2 separate regions of the Homo sapiens genome follow, and region 1 is linked to region 2. A link is a contact called in ENCODE Hi-C or POLR2A ChIA-PET data. All regions are on one chromosome and are shown on one strand. The core of a region is the stretch at or near the end of the contact, and the rest is flanking DNA. Distances in the headings are between cores, read along the strand shown.

Region 1 (6,211 bases), core at 2,955-5,454, 230 kb before region 2:
AACCAGAATTATTTTTCATTTCTGTCACACCCTACATTCAATCAGGCGCCAATTAATTTGGACTCTTTTTCATAATGTGTCTCCTTTCTTTCTCACTGCTATCCTGGTGCTTGTTTAAATTATTCAGGAATTTCCTAATGGGCCTTCTAATTTCTAGTTCCCTTTCCTTTCTTCCCACTCGCCTGCCATCACCGGAGGATTTATCCTCAAGGACATCTCTTGACACTGTCATACTGATGTTGAGAAATCTTCAGTTCCATCAGAGTAAAATGTAAATTAATGCCTCAGTTTGACTGTGAAGCCTTCATAGTGCCACACCTGAGTCACAGTCACCCTTTCTAGCTTCCTCTCCCACTAGCCACTTTGTTCCCAGTCCAGGTTCCAGCCTTGGGTATAATGGCCACTCCTCATACCAGCTCCTCGGCTTCCTGCCTTTGTGCTGTGTTTCGGCTCTGTTTCTGGCATGCCTTCCCTATGCTCCCTATCAAATTCTTATCTTTCCTTCAGCACTAAGCTCATGTTTCACCTCTTTTGAGAACCCCTCCTATATCCTTCCTTCTTTTCCTGTGCTTTGTACCTCTACAGCACCACTTATCCCTGAATCACTTCTCCACAAAGTCATTGATACCTGTAACAAAATGCCATAAACTGGAGGCTGGGGAGTCTGAGACCAGGGTGCCAACACGGTCACGCTTTGATGAGGGCCCTCATTTGGGTTACAGACTGCCGACTTCTCACCGTGTCCTCACAGGGCGGAATAACAACTCTCTTTAGCCCCTCATGAAGGCACTCATCCCATTTGGAGGGCTCTACCTCATGACCTCATCCCTTCTCAGAGGTCCCACCTTCTATGCATAGTATCCGCACATTAGGGATTAGGTTTTTATATGGATTTGGGGGGCACAGACATTCACATCACAATGGTGCCTCTTACATTTCTCAAGCACTTATTTTTGCTCTGTATTATGGGGATAAAAATGATTCTGATTTAAGTTGTACCTTTAAACAGCTTATATTATAGTCTAGTGTGAAAGAAAATACAGGCGCATCGTAACTAAAATAACAAGTAGGCAGGGGTAAGTGCCATGTGGGAGAAACACATAATAGTTAATAATAGGTACCATATATTAGAGTGCATAGTATGTGTAAGTACATCATTATCACATTTATACTTCACATAGCAAATTATCCCTATTTTTACAGCAGAGGAATTGAGGAATTAAATGGTTCTCTAATATAGGGAAGTTAAGTAATGGACCCAAATTGTCCATTTATGTGGCTGAGCTGGACTTGCACATAGGGCTGTACAAAGCTTATGATCTTAAAAAATTGAGCAGGCGTGTCTTCTTGAGGATTATATACAAAGAAAGTGTTTTGGACAAGTAGTTTTATCTTGGCTGTCAGCATAAATTCTATATATAATACCAGCACATAGCAATTTCTTTTTCCCTTTCTTTTTAAGACACTGGAAGAAGAGTTTGCCAGGAAACTACAGGAACAGGAAGTATTCTTTAAAATGACTGGGGAGTCTGAATGCCTTAACCCATCAACACAGAGCCGGATTTCCAAATTTTATCCTATTCCCAGCTTGCATTCCACCGGATCATAACAAAGGGAAGCATTCTGTGCGTGGGTTTGGCTCTTTCAGTATGTCATTCTGTTCTCATCTTCTGCCACAGTCTCTCAGATAGCTCATGAAGACAATCACCTGCCTCACCTTCTAGGTGTTTTCCTTTTTTGTTTTTTTTGTTTTGTTTTGTTTTTAAGCAAAGATGAAGGGAAAACGAACTAAGACAGACGCTAGGCCATGTTGGCAAAGTAGCATCTTGGTGACTAAGGTGACTTTGTATATTCATCTTAAAAATTATGTTCTTTAGACACTGCTACCTGAAAACTGTTGGAGAAATAATGTTTAAAGTTATTTAAGAAAAACTGTTACATCACTAAGTATTAATAAATTCTTCTTACCTGACGTAACTTCTCAATGCCTAAATTCTGTAGTTGAAGCTCTGCTGCAGAGAGTTGGGATAATTTTCTTTTGGTGGATCAGCTCTCATAAAAAAGCTATGATTTGCTCAAATATGCTGTTGACTCAGTAAATGAATATATTTTTTTCTTTAAATAGGAACAACCTCTTTTAAAAGAGAAAAATTATTTCAGTGATTTGTCAAAACGAATTACCTCTTTTGGCATGAGCTAATAATTGAGGGTGCTAATTTTCTTAAGATAGTGCCTAAAACACTAAATTTCAGTCAAGTCGTAAGTAGGATTTTCTTTTTGATCAACAGGGACAAAAACATCTTTAGAATTAAAAACATGGTTGTTTTGGAATTTTTGCTTCTCTTACCGTTTGATAGAAATTTTCATCCTAAAATACATGTACAAAGTTTGGAAAGATGAAAAAAAGAGGTAGCTTTTAGATTGCAAACTGGAAATGTAAAACTCATGAAATTTAAGCAATATAGGTTTAGCTATCTGTGTTTATTTTCTAAAATAATACCTGAGCTGGTTAAATGATTTCTCTCCATCTTAGCTAATTCTGTTTAAAACTCTGTCAGAGGCCTGCAGGCTGTGAGTTATATTTATAAATATATCTTCAGAAATTAATCTTAAAAGAGGCATTAGTTCAGAATACTTTTTTAAAAGTTTAAATTAAATATTTAGGCACGTCAGGAATTACTTTTCCTTATTTTGAAATGAGGCTACTTATGTCTTGGTTTTATTTTGTTCCATGTTTAAATCATTCACTTTGATTTGAGTGGGAAAAGCCTGAAGCCTTTATCATGTGGTTGCTGGTGTGTGTAATTATTAATGAAATGTTCACTCCTAGTCCCTTATGAGGCTTAGAATTTCAACCACGTGTCAGGTCAGACAGTATTATAAACTGTACTTTGCTGTCTGAGACAGCACATTTGTGAATGATGCTTGCTGCCTGCCATTTTCAACCTATTCTCTCTTAAGAGTGCTAGGTACCAAATTGTGAAAGTTTGTTTTCAGTTATATTACTTTTGAGGCTGGTGAAAAATTTAAATGTAACTTTGTGGGAACACTGATTCATATTTAGAAAATGTAAATGTCTGTAGCACTTTCTTGCAGTTAATTTGAAAACTTTGGATGCTGAACCTTGTTTGTCAGTGATTTAGATGATTTAAAAATGCATGTGTGATTTGAATTTTATAATTGTTTTGACAAGCATAATTTACTTGGACAACTTCGTAGGTAGCCTTAACTTCTGGCCAAGTTTGTTTTTTATATAAATATATATACATATATACATATTATGTATGGTTGTAAATTCATACACTTATCACATGAATGTGTTACTGTATACAAAACTCTTAATGCTTTATTCTCAAATGCTGGGTTGAAAAATGTTTTGAAAGCCTTTTAAAATATATATCTTTATAAAGTAATATTCAGGATGATGATAAAAATTGTTTATATTGTTATGATAAAAATGACAGTATAATGTTGCCCAGTGTATTTAATGATTTATTTGAAGAGGGATTGGGAAGGAACGTCTTCATACCACTTTCTCCTTTGAAATTTTCAGTTTATTGACTTTTAAAAAATGAATACCTCAGGCAGTAGACATTTTTTTTCTAGTATCATTTAATTGATACCCTGTGCGCTAAATAGTGTGTGGTGCCTGATTAATTTGGTCTGAATATTTGATTCTTTCTGTTCCTTTCAACTTGACATTCAGATTATTGACTCAAGGAGAGAGGCTCAGAGTGGAATGGTTGGCGCTGTGGGTAAGGTTGGATCTCCCTTAAAACTGCCTTTTGGATTCAGTGTTTGTGCTTGAGTTCGCTTTCAAATATGACCATAATCGTGTGGGTGCAAGACTGTACAGTGATACATATGTAGAGGTAAAGCATTCATTTTAATACTTAAAGTTATATAAATCTTTTCAAAAAGTGTTTTGTTATAAAATACGCTGTTTGTACCCATACCAGCCCACCTCTTCTGAGGCCCTGTATTCAAATAGATGATAGTGATCTATCTTTCCTGCATGAAGTGTAGGTGGCGAGTGGGCGAGGGGCGCAGACTTCTTTGAAATCGAAGGGTACAGTCAAATCTACTGCTGATTTGGTTGTTTTGTTGCTGTGGCAGAATATGCCATGAAACACATACAGACTTCTCCGAACGTGCACCCTCATCAGCCACCTCCTCCCCTCTTTCCCTGAGTGCTGTGAACACAGCAGACCTGCACACTTCTGCAGATCCAGCTCCTACAGCTTGGGGCACTAGGCTGCCTTTCCTAGTCCTGTCAACAACCATACAGTGCGAATTGCTGAATTAGCTGCTATTCTATGTGGAGTCACATTAAGCTTTTTCTTATCTTTTTCTATGGGGAAGCTATAGGGTGGGTAAGGAAAAAATGTTGAATGCTTTTACTTTGCTGAAAATATTAGAACTCTCTTGTGACAGGATACAGCAAATTATAATTAAATATAAATTACCAGAACCAGAGCTACCTCTAAGTCATACTTCCTCAAGCACAAAGCTCTCAGGCATATGAGACCCACCTTAATGAAGGGTCTCTGATTTCTTGAGCATCAGCGAGTTTCAGAAGTGACTATTTTTTTGTACTCTTCTAGTTTCCTTGTAACTATACACTTTTTCCCATTCCACACTGTGCTTAAATGACAAAGACTCTTCTGAGAAGCCAAATTCTGTCCAAGTATTAACTAGAGATATTGTTGATTAAAGAAAATCTAGAACTGAAGTGAAAGAAGAGAGTTCCAGTTCTAATAGTCTTTTGATTAACAATTCTTTTCTGAGAAATGATTTTTATAAGAAATGGGGTGATTCTTTAAATGCTTTTCTTAAGTTGAAGGCACAACAGTTAATGGCTGTATTGTTGCTATTCCGTTGCTGACATGTTTTTGATAAAGCTTTAACATTCCTGCTACTAATTTTGGCGGAGAGTGTTTGCCAGGTTTCAATGTGGGCTGCAGCTTTTTGTGCTCCTTCTCTGGTTTGCAGTGTAATGAGTTCATAAGCTAAATTTTCAGAAAGAATTTTGTTTAAGATTATGCCTCTTATCTACTTGAGAGCAACATGTCTTTTCAATCATGGGATTGACACATGAAAAATAAAGTTATTTCTTAATCAATTTTGGGAAGCAGTCTTTTATTGAGAATCTTTGAAACTGGAGTGTCCTGCCTGAGAACACTTTGCAGTTGTTGGTCCTAGTTATATTGTAAAACTTGCAGTCCCCGCAGGTCTTCTGACCCTTCCAGAGTTAGTATTCCTAGCTGTGTGTAGTCCACAGCATACACGCAAACACACACACACTCAAATGTAGTTTTTAGTGATAACTTGCTGGGGGTTGTCTTTCAGAATGCAAACCCCTCCTTTGGGAGGTGCTTAAAATATTTCTATCAGCCTATGTATATATGTGTATGTTTTTAATTTCTTTTCCTCTTGGGATGGATGATTTTTCTCACCAAGCATTTCACAAATCATATGACCTCACTTCTGCAAAAATAGTCTCTTCGTCATTGATAACGTTCATGCAAGATTCAGTAGACGCTAGGCAGCATCACTCGGCACGTGTCCAGCTGGAGGGAGGCATGGAGTGTCATTTTCTAATCTGGGAGCGTTGTGCACTATTGAGCTCATTCTTGACTTAAAAAAAAAAAATGAAACAAAAGAGGCTAACATCCATTGCCATCCAGCTGAGGACATAACCTCATATCTGCCCATCCTCTTTCTGAGTTTTGTCCAGAGAAGGTAGTAAGTTTGGACTTGTACCCTATTTTACTTGAGCTAAAACTTGATGAAGACTTTGGGTATCTTAGGTAGATCTAGTAACAAGGAAAAAACTCCTATGTCTTGATTAATCAAGATAAGGATCACTATTAAAGGGGATATAATACTTGAACCCCTAAAGCTACTTTTTTTTAAAGGGTCAAAACATCTTTTTCCCCCCTTTTTTTGGAAGTTACTTTTAATAAGTGTAAAAGCTACAATTAAAAAGTAAAAAATTCAGCCTTTGGGTAAAACTAATGAATTCTTTTGAAAAAAAATTATTTAAAAAGCACAATTCCTTTATTATACACAATAGTTTTGCTTAGTAAAACTCAAGTTGTTTGAAATCTGGAGGCTGTATGAACTAATTTTTATTTTATTTTTGTTTTATTTTTTGAGATGGAGTCTTGCCGGCTGGAGTGCAGTGGCACGTTCTCAGCTCACTGCAACC
Region 2 (6,649 bases), core at 918-3,417:
CCCAATCTCACCCCAATAAATGGCACAGGAGTTACCAGCTTTCAAATCTAGGCAAACAAGGAAATCATTGAATAGTCTTTTTCCTCATCTGTATGATGGCCCTGGAACCCCTCTTTCCTGACCCCTAAGTTAAAAGAGCTGTTTGAGAGGACTCTCTGGCCAGACCTTTATTCCCAGACCCAAAACTAAATTCACTCATGCCACCTGCTTGATTCTGAGCCTGTGCCCTTATTGTAACTGAAATGCAGGTTCAGTTGCTTCCCGCTTTCAGAGTCCAATTATTAATAAGAAGAGCAAAGTCTGGTATAAAGAAAGTGATTTTTTATTCCAAAGCTAGCTTAGGGGGAGCAAAACAGGCTTCCTGCCTTAAGGGTACCACTTTGCTTCTGGGGCAGAAAGCAGGGGCTTTTAAAGGGGGCAGTTGGTATGAACTGCATGCTGGGGAGGGAGCGAGTGGGTGGGGGTTCGCATGACTCACTTTGGTGCTTTATCTGCTGGGTTGTGCCATCATGGGCAGAAGTCATTTGTAAAGTGGCCTTGTCTCAGGCATACTTTTGGATGTAAATGGACTGTTATCTCTGGAGGCAGTCTCCTGGGGGGTGAGAGTCCTGCTCTGGAGCTTTTAAGTAAACACCCAGTTAGATAAGCTTGCCCTGTAGGGAGTGTCAGGTGAAGGGAAGGTAAAAGATGATAATTGCATTTCTAAAGAGCTAAGTAGGAAGTGGGGAACAGGGAGAAAGGAGGAAACAGAGAAGATGGGAGAAATAAATAATGTAAAAAATAACTCATCCTCTATCTCTTAGAAAAATGGGAGTACTGTTATATTACCAGGGCTCCAAAACACAAATGTTTAATAAGTGGGAGAGTTTTGAAAGCAGCACCATTATTCTGAGGTTGATAATATCCAGGTTTGTGCTGTCTCCTATGGGTTAAAATGAAAAGGATGTATCCTACAGGTGACGGTAGGGACAGAGGCCCTCCCAGTAGTCACGTTAAGCTAGTACTGACAGAAAAAGGAAAAGCCTGTCCAGGTGGCTGGGCAACCCTGCAGCGAGGCATAGATGAGCTTGTAAATCAAAGGAAATGACCAAGGTGAGTCTCAATCCTTTTAGAGGTTTATTTTGCCAAGGTTGAGGACACATCTGAGAAAAAGGAACACAAAATCACAGGAACATCTGTGATCTGTGCTCTTTCCAAAGAGGGCTTGAGGACTTCAATATTTAAAGGGAAAGAGCAGGCAGTAGGGGAAAGTGGAAAGTAAAAAGGGAAGGTAGATAAAAGGGGAGAGTAGTTGCATTCTTTGGGGCCTTTGATCAGCATTCACTGAATGCGCATGTTACATTCGTGAAAGGAGGTCGTAGAGGAATAGTCAGTTATGCATTCGTCTAGTGCTTGGTGAATCTGCATTTTTACAAGATTAAATATAGGGTAGAGGAAGCGGTCAAATTGCATTTTTCTCCAGCGAGAGGAAGGATGACTCCTAGACCTGTCTTTGTCCCATACTTGGGAAGATAAGCTGTTAGTTTACATTGCCAAGATGAAATTCAACTGATCTGTTTTAGAGTAAAGATCTTGCGGGCCAACAAGGAATTTCCTTGGGGAGGTGTGTGGCCTTTGATCTTTGTAGCTATTTAGCAACAAAATGGGAGGCAGTGTTGCCTGACTCAGTTTCCAAGCTTGACTCTTCCCTTTGGCATAGTGAGTTTGGAGTCAAGAGATTTTTATTTTCCCTTCACAAGCTGAACAGGAGCCTTTGGAGAGAACGCTCTGGACCGGTGAGTGAGCCATGAGGTCGGGCCACAGGCTCTGAAGTCGTGAAGCCTTGGGACGGAGCGGGTGGTGCTTCGAGGTCAGTGTCACGGGAGGGAGGTCAGGGTCAGGGTCAGACGTGGAGCCCCGTGGAGTGCGGAGTGGTGACCCCTTCGTTCGGGGGCGGAGGGATGACTGAGCATTTATAACTTTTGTGTATCTCCCCGTGGGTGCAGCCCTTGGCCAGCGAGATGCTTTGACACAGCCCCTTAAGATGTTTTAAGGGCTATCCCATAAAGCCGGGAAGGCACAACGGGTGGAGCTGGCGGCCGCCGGGGGCAGGCACTTTTGAGCTAAGGAGGAAGCGGGGGAGGGAAGGAGGGCGGGAAGGACGCGCCACCTACTTCCTGAATCCCCTGCAAACCCCAGAGGAGCTCGGCCTGCGCTGCGCCACGATGTCCGGGGAGTCAGCCAGGAGCTTGGGGAAGGGTGAGGCCTGCCCGCCGCGAAGAGGGGGTGATCTCGGCGACCCCCGGCGGCATGTTCGAGGCTGCTCCGGGAGCCCAGCCGCCCGGGAGCGCCCCACCGGCGGGGAACGGGTCGGAGCTGCAGTGGGACGCGGGGGCGGTGGGATACGGGGGGTCTCGACACCTCTCTGGGCCGTAATCGCCTTCGCTTCTCCCCGGCAGGAAGCGCGCCCCCGGGGCCGGTCCCGGAGGGCTCGATCCGCATCTACAGCATGAGGTTCTGCCCGTTTGCTGAGAGGACGCGTCTAGTCCTGAAGGCCAAGGGAATCAGGTGGGCACCCAGGCGGGGGACGCTCCCCGAGCCGTCCGGGAGCCTGCTGCAGGCGGCGGGGTGGGGTGGGGTCTCAGCCCCCTTCTACCCCCCTCCCACCAGCGTCCTTTACTGCACATTAAACTATTCTCGGCCCTTTGGAAAATAGCAAGTTATAGGCCATTCCCCTAGGAAAAATAGGCCACAGATTCCAACGGTCTAGGACACCTCATTTAGATTAACCAACCATTTAATGGATTAGAAAAGCTGAGGCTCCAGTGATGTTAGTGATTTGCCCGGTAATAACCGGCAGCAGCTCTTTTAGCTTTGGTAGGTCACGAATTCCTGGTCCAGAGTCCTTTCGCTTTCGCCCTATTGTGATTTCCCGTTCTTATTCCAGCTTAACTGTTAGTTGTTATTCTGAATGTATTGTTCCCTCCTAGAATAGTAATTTACCCCAGTACAGCAGAGTTTAGACCCTGACCCTCCTAGGGTAGTGCTGAGTTTACTGCACATATTCCTGTGGATTGGGCTGTTGGTTGAGTCAAATAGAGGGAAGTGTCTGTCTAGCTCATCCTTCTGCAGAGCCTGTTTTGAAACTAGCATAGTTTTTGACTTACGGGCTATCCACAGGATATGTGCAACAGTCACTTGACTTTTCTCTGACACCAAGTATCCATTGGAACCACTTCCCTTCCCATGACCTTTGGATGTCTGTTGATTAGACATTTATTAGATACCTTTGGTGTGGAAGGTTCTGTGGAAGTTTAAAACAAACCCCCTATTCTTAAGGAATTTTCTGTCTGTGTGCTTAGTGTTTGTGAACTAATTTTAGTCTTCTAAGGGGATAATCTTTAGGGGTAGGCAATTATTTTCCCTAAAAGAAAGGTAAAATGCATTTAAAAAATACATTTGAAGGGGATTTGTCATTACTTCACTAAGAAATGCATCTCATTTGGATGAGATTATGATTCTGAACACATAGAGTACTTACTATTTCATAATGTTTCTCAAAAACACTGTCATATTTGCTGTGATAGAACTCTTTTATTGTACTAAGAGAAATCTAATGTAACCAAAATTGAAAAAAGACATTTTTTGGTACTCATTTATTTGAAAAGTCCAGGAGCATGACACAGCTGGATTCAGAGGCACAAAGTCCTGGGTTATGTGCTTCACCCTGGACCTTTAGTTTGAAAACAACCCTACCTTATTTACTGGGGCAGTTTTCCAAAGGAACATTGAAACTATCTTCCCCTAATAGTGTGGGGTAGAGGGGAGGAAGAGAGTGGTTAACAGCTTCCAGACAGTGCAAACAACAAAGGTCTACTACATTAATAGACCAGTTTTAAGCTTGAGCCCGAGGAGGCTTTTACTGGGAAAGTACTAGATTTTAACCACATGATATGACTTAACAAAGCATGGTTTTCTCTAAAAGATGCATCTTCCAACTTGCTGTGGCAGGTGTGTAGACTTGTTGGCTCACAATGCCAGCTTACCAAAATTCATGTGTGTTCTGACATACTTTTTTTTTTTTAAATAACAAAAGCCCAGGATCTTTTTGTTTTCATAGTAACAAAAGTTTTTGTTTTATAGTTCAAAAATGTTGATAATTCTTTGGCAAGGAGCCAAATAATTTTTTTTTTTTTTGCAATGGCTGGTACTTAAGTGTCCAGTATTGTCAGCACATGAACCTTTTAAATTACATGCACACCTGTGCTCATGTTCAAATTGGATGTTCCTTTGTTTACATGGGGGATTATGTATTTAAATCCTCAAATGAAATGCTGTTCTAGCTACAGCTGTGGATGGGAAAATAGAAAACAAAAGGTATTGGTGTCTATTTTTTTTTTAGTAATCTGTTCTATTGAACATTTATTCAGCCTTGACAATCATATGGACCTAGCTCCTTTCTCTTAGTTCCTCTACAGTCTCAGGCAACATACAAGATAGACCTAAATACAATCTGACTATAGCCTGGACTTCACCTGTTTTCTTCCTTTTTGGTTTACTTTGTATGATTTACTCAGACAACATTTTTTAAAAAATCAGTACATGGAGATTTAATCTGAAAGCTTATTTTGTGGGTGGATTTTTTTTTTTTTTTCGAGACAGGGTCTCGCCCTGTCACCCAGGCTGGAATGCAGTGGTGCAATCATGGCTCACTGCAACCTCTGCCTCCAGGGCTCAAGCAATCTTCTCACCTCAGCATCCGGAGTAGCCGAGACTACAGGTGAGTACCACCACACTTGGCTAATTTTTATATTTTTTGTAGAGATAGGGTTTCATCATGTTGCCCAGGCTGGTCTTGAACTCCTGGGTTTAAGCAATCCGCCCACTGCAGTCTCCCAAGGTTCTGGGATTACAGATGTAAGCTACCAAGCCTGGCCTTGTGGGTGGATTTTAAGGATTCCTTAATATCTTCATAAAAACCAAGAAACTTTTTACTCAAATTAGCAAAATAAATTGAATTTTATGTTGGTTCTCATATAGTGGATAGTGGACACAATTCAATTAGTTGCCTCATATGATTTATAACTAAGATACCTCTTAGCCATAAATGGAGTATCTTATTGACAATTTTGAAGCATTTCCACAGATTTATTCATTCATTTATATGAAATATTTCAAAACAAAAATATTTACTGAGTCCTTATTTGAAACTTTTTATTTTCTTCAGAGCATTTATATCTATATAGCATTTTGCTCATTTACATGTTTGTTTATTACTATGAACAGATACACAAGATCCCACCTTTCGTGAAGCTTACATTCTAGGAAGATAACAAACTTGTAAATAAGTGAGCAAAGTAATTTCAGATACATATTATCAGTTCAATGAAGAAAGTAAAACATGATAATCATGTAATAGAAGCTGCTCAGCAACTTCAGAGCTATGGTCAGGGAGGGCCTGGGGATGTGTGTTTGACCTGGGAAGACCTGGGAAAAGGCAGGCAGAGGAGGCAGAGGACCATCAAGTGCAAAGACTCTAAGGTGGAAACACATTTGGCAAATTCAAGGAATATAAAAACCGCCAACGTGTAAAAGAAAACATAGGGGAAAAGCTTCATGACACTGGCCTTGGCAATGATTTCCTGGACATGACACCAAAGACCAGGCAACAAGACCAAAAATAAACACATGAGACTACAGCAAACAAGCTTCCACACAGCAAAGGAAACGATTAACAGAGCAAAAAGGCAACCTATGGAATAGGAGAAAGTACTTGCAAACCACATACCTGGTAAGGGGTTAATCTCCAAAATACATAAGGAATCTCTACAACTCAACAACAAAAAAACCTGATTTTAACATGGGCTAAGATCTTACATAGACACTTCTCAGGCTGGGCATGGTAGCTCACGCCTATAACCCCGAGGCAGACAGTTCACTTGAGCCCAGGAGTTCAAGACCAGCCTTGGCAACATGGCAGAATCCTGTCTCTACAAAGAAATTAGCTGGGTGTGATGGTGCACGCCTGTGGTCCCAACTACTCGGGAGGTAGGAGGATCGCTTTAGCCCAGGAGGTCGAGGCTGCAGTGAGCTGCGATCAAGCCACTGTACTCCAGTCTGGGAGACAGAGTGTCAAAAAAAATTAAAAATTAAAAAAATAGACATTTCTTCAAAGAGGATATAAAAATGGGCAACACATATATGAAAAAGTTCTTATCACTAATCATCAGGAAAATGCAAATCAAAATCACATAATAACCTCACACTTGTCAAGATGACTATAATGAAAAAAGACAAGTGTTAGCAAGGATGTGTAGAAATCAGAACCTTTGCACACTGTTGGCGGGAATGTAAAATGGTACAGCTGCTATGGAAAACAGTATAGATGTTCTTCAAAAAATTAAAACTAGAACTACCATGTGATTCAGCAATCTCACTACTGGGTATATATCCAAATTAAATGAAATCAAGTTCTCAAAGAGATATTAGCACTCTCACGTAGACTGCAGCACTGTTCACAACAGCATAATGTCAATGTCCATCAGCAGATGAATGGATAAAGAAAATGTGTTAATGCTATTCCACCTAAAAAGGAAGGAAATTCTGCAATATGTGACAACATGGATGGACATTGCGGACATTATGCTAAGTAAAATAAGCCAGACACAGA

The links. Hi-C counts contacts between places; a loop is a spot of excess contacts on that map. ChIA-PET counts read pairs that join two places held with the same protein, here RNA polymerase II (POLR2A). Pooled maps may share reads with other maps.
Region 1: a loop to region 2 is called in a map of gastrocnemius medialis, with 3 times the contacts of the local background. The contact joins the enhancer-like site here to the promoter of GSTO1 in region 2. A Hi-C loop is called at or near these places in 1 of 168 maps with a recorded cell type or tissue (gastrocnemius medialis) and 1 of 50 pooled maps. POLR2A ChIA-PET finds 5 or more read pairs at or near these places in 2 of 52 experiments (WTC11 and naive thymus-derived CD4-positive, alpha-beta T cell).

The regions. Positions count from the first base shown.
Region 1 is chr10:104,024,112-104,030,322 of GRCh38, forward strand. It overlaps SLK (STE20 like kinase), which reads left to right. Exons shown (of 19, transcript NM_014720.4): 19 at 1,463-5,122. The coding sequence ends at 1,609. Among named protein-coding and RNA genes, the nearest start is that of MIR936, 21 kb to the right of the region's middle. Within about 2 kb of position 4,205, at least 5 of the 41 ENCODE cell types and tissues checked have a DNase peak (open chromatin) inside an H3K27ac peak, as active enhancers do.
Region 2 is chr10:104,252,725-104,259,373 of GRCh38, forward strand. It overlaps GSTO1 (glutathione S-transferase omega 1), which reads left to right and starts at 2,168. Exons shown (of 6, transcript NM_004832.3): 1 at 2,168-2,238; 2 at 2,439-2,547. The coding sequence starts at 2,205. The region is part of intron 1 of LOC124902497 (a long non-coding RNA gene); the gene reads right to left. RefSeq lists enhancers at 1,336-1,850, 2,185-2,244 and silencers at 2,315-2,574, 3,065-3,114.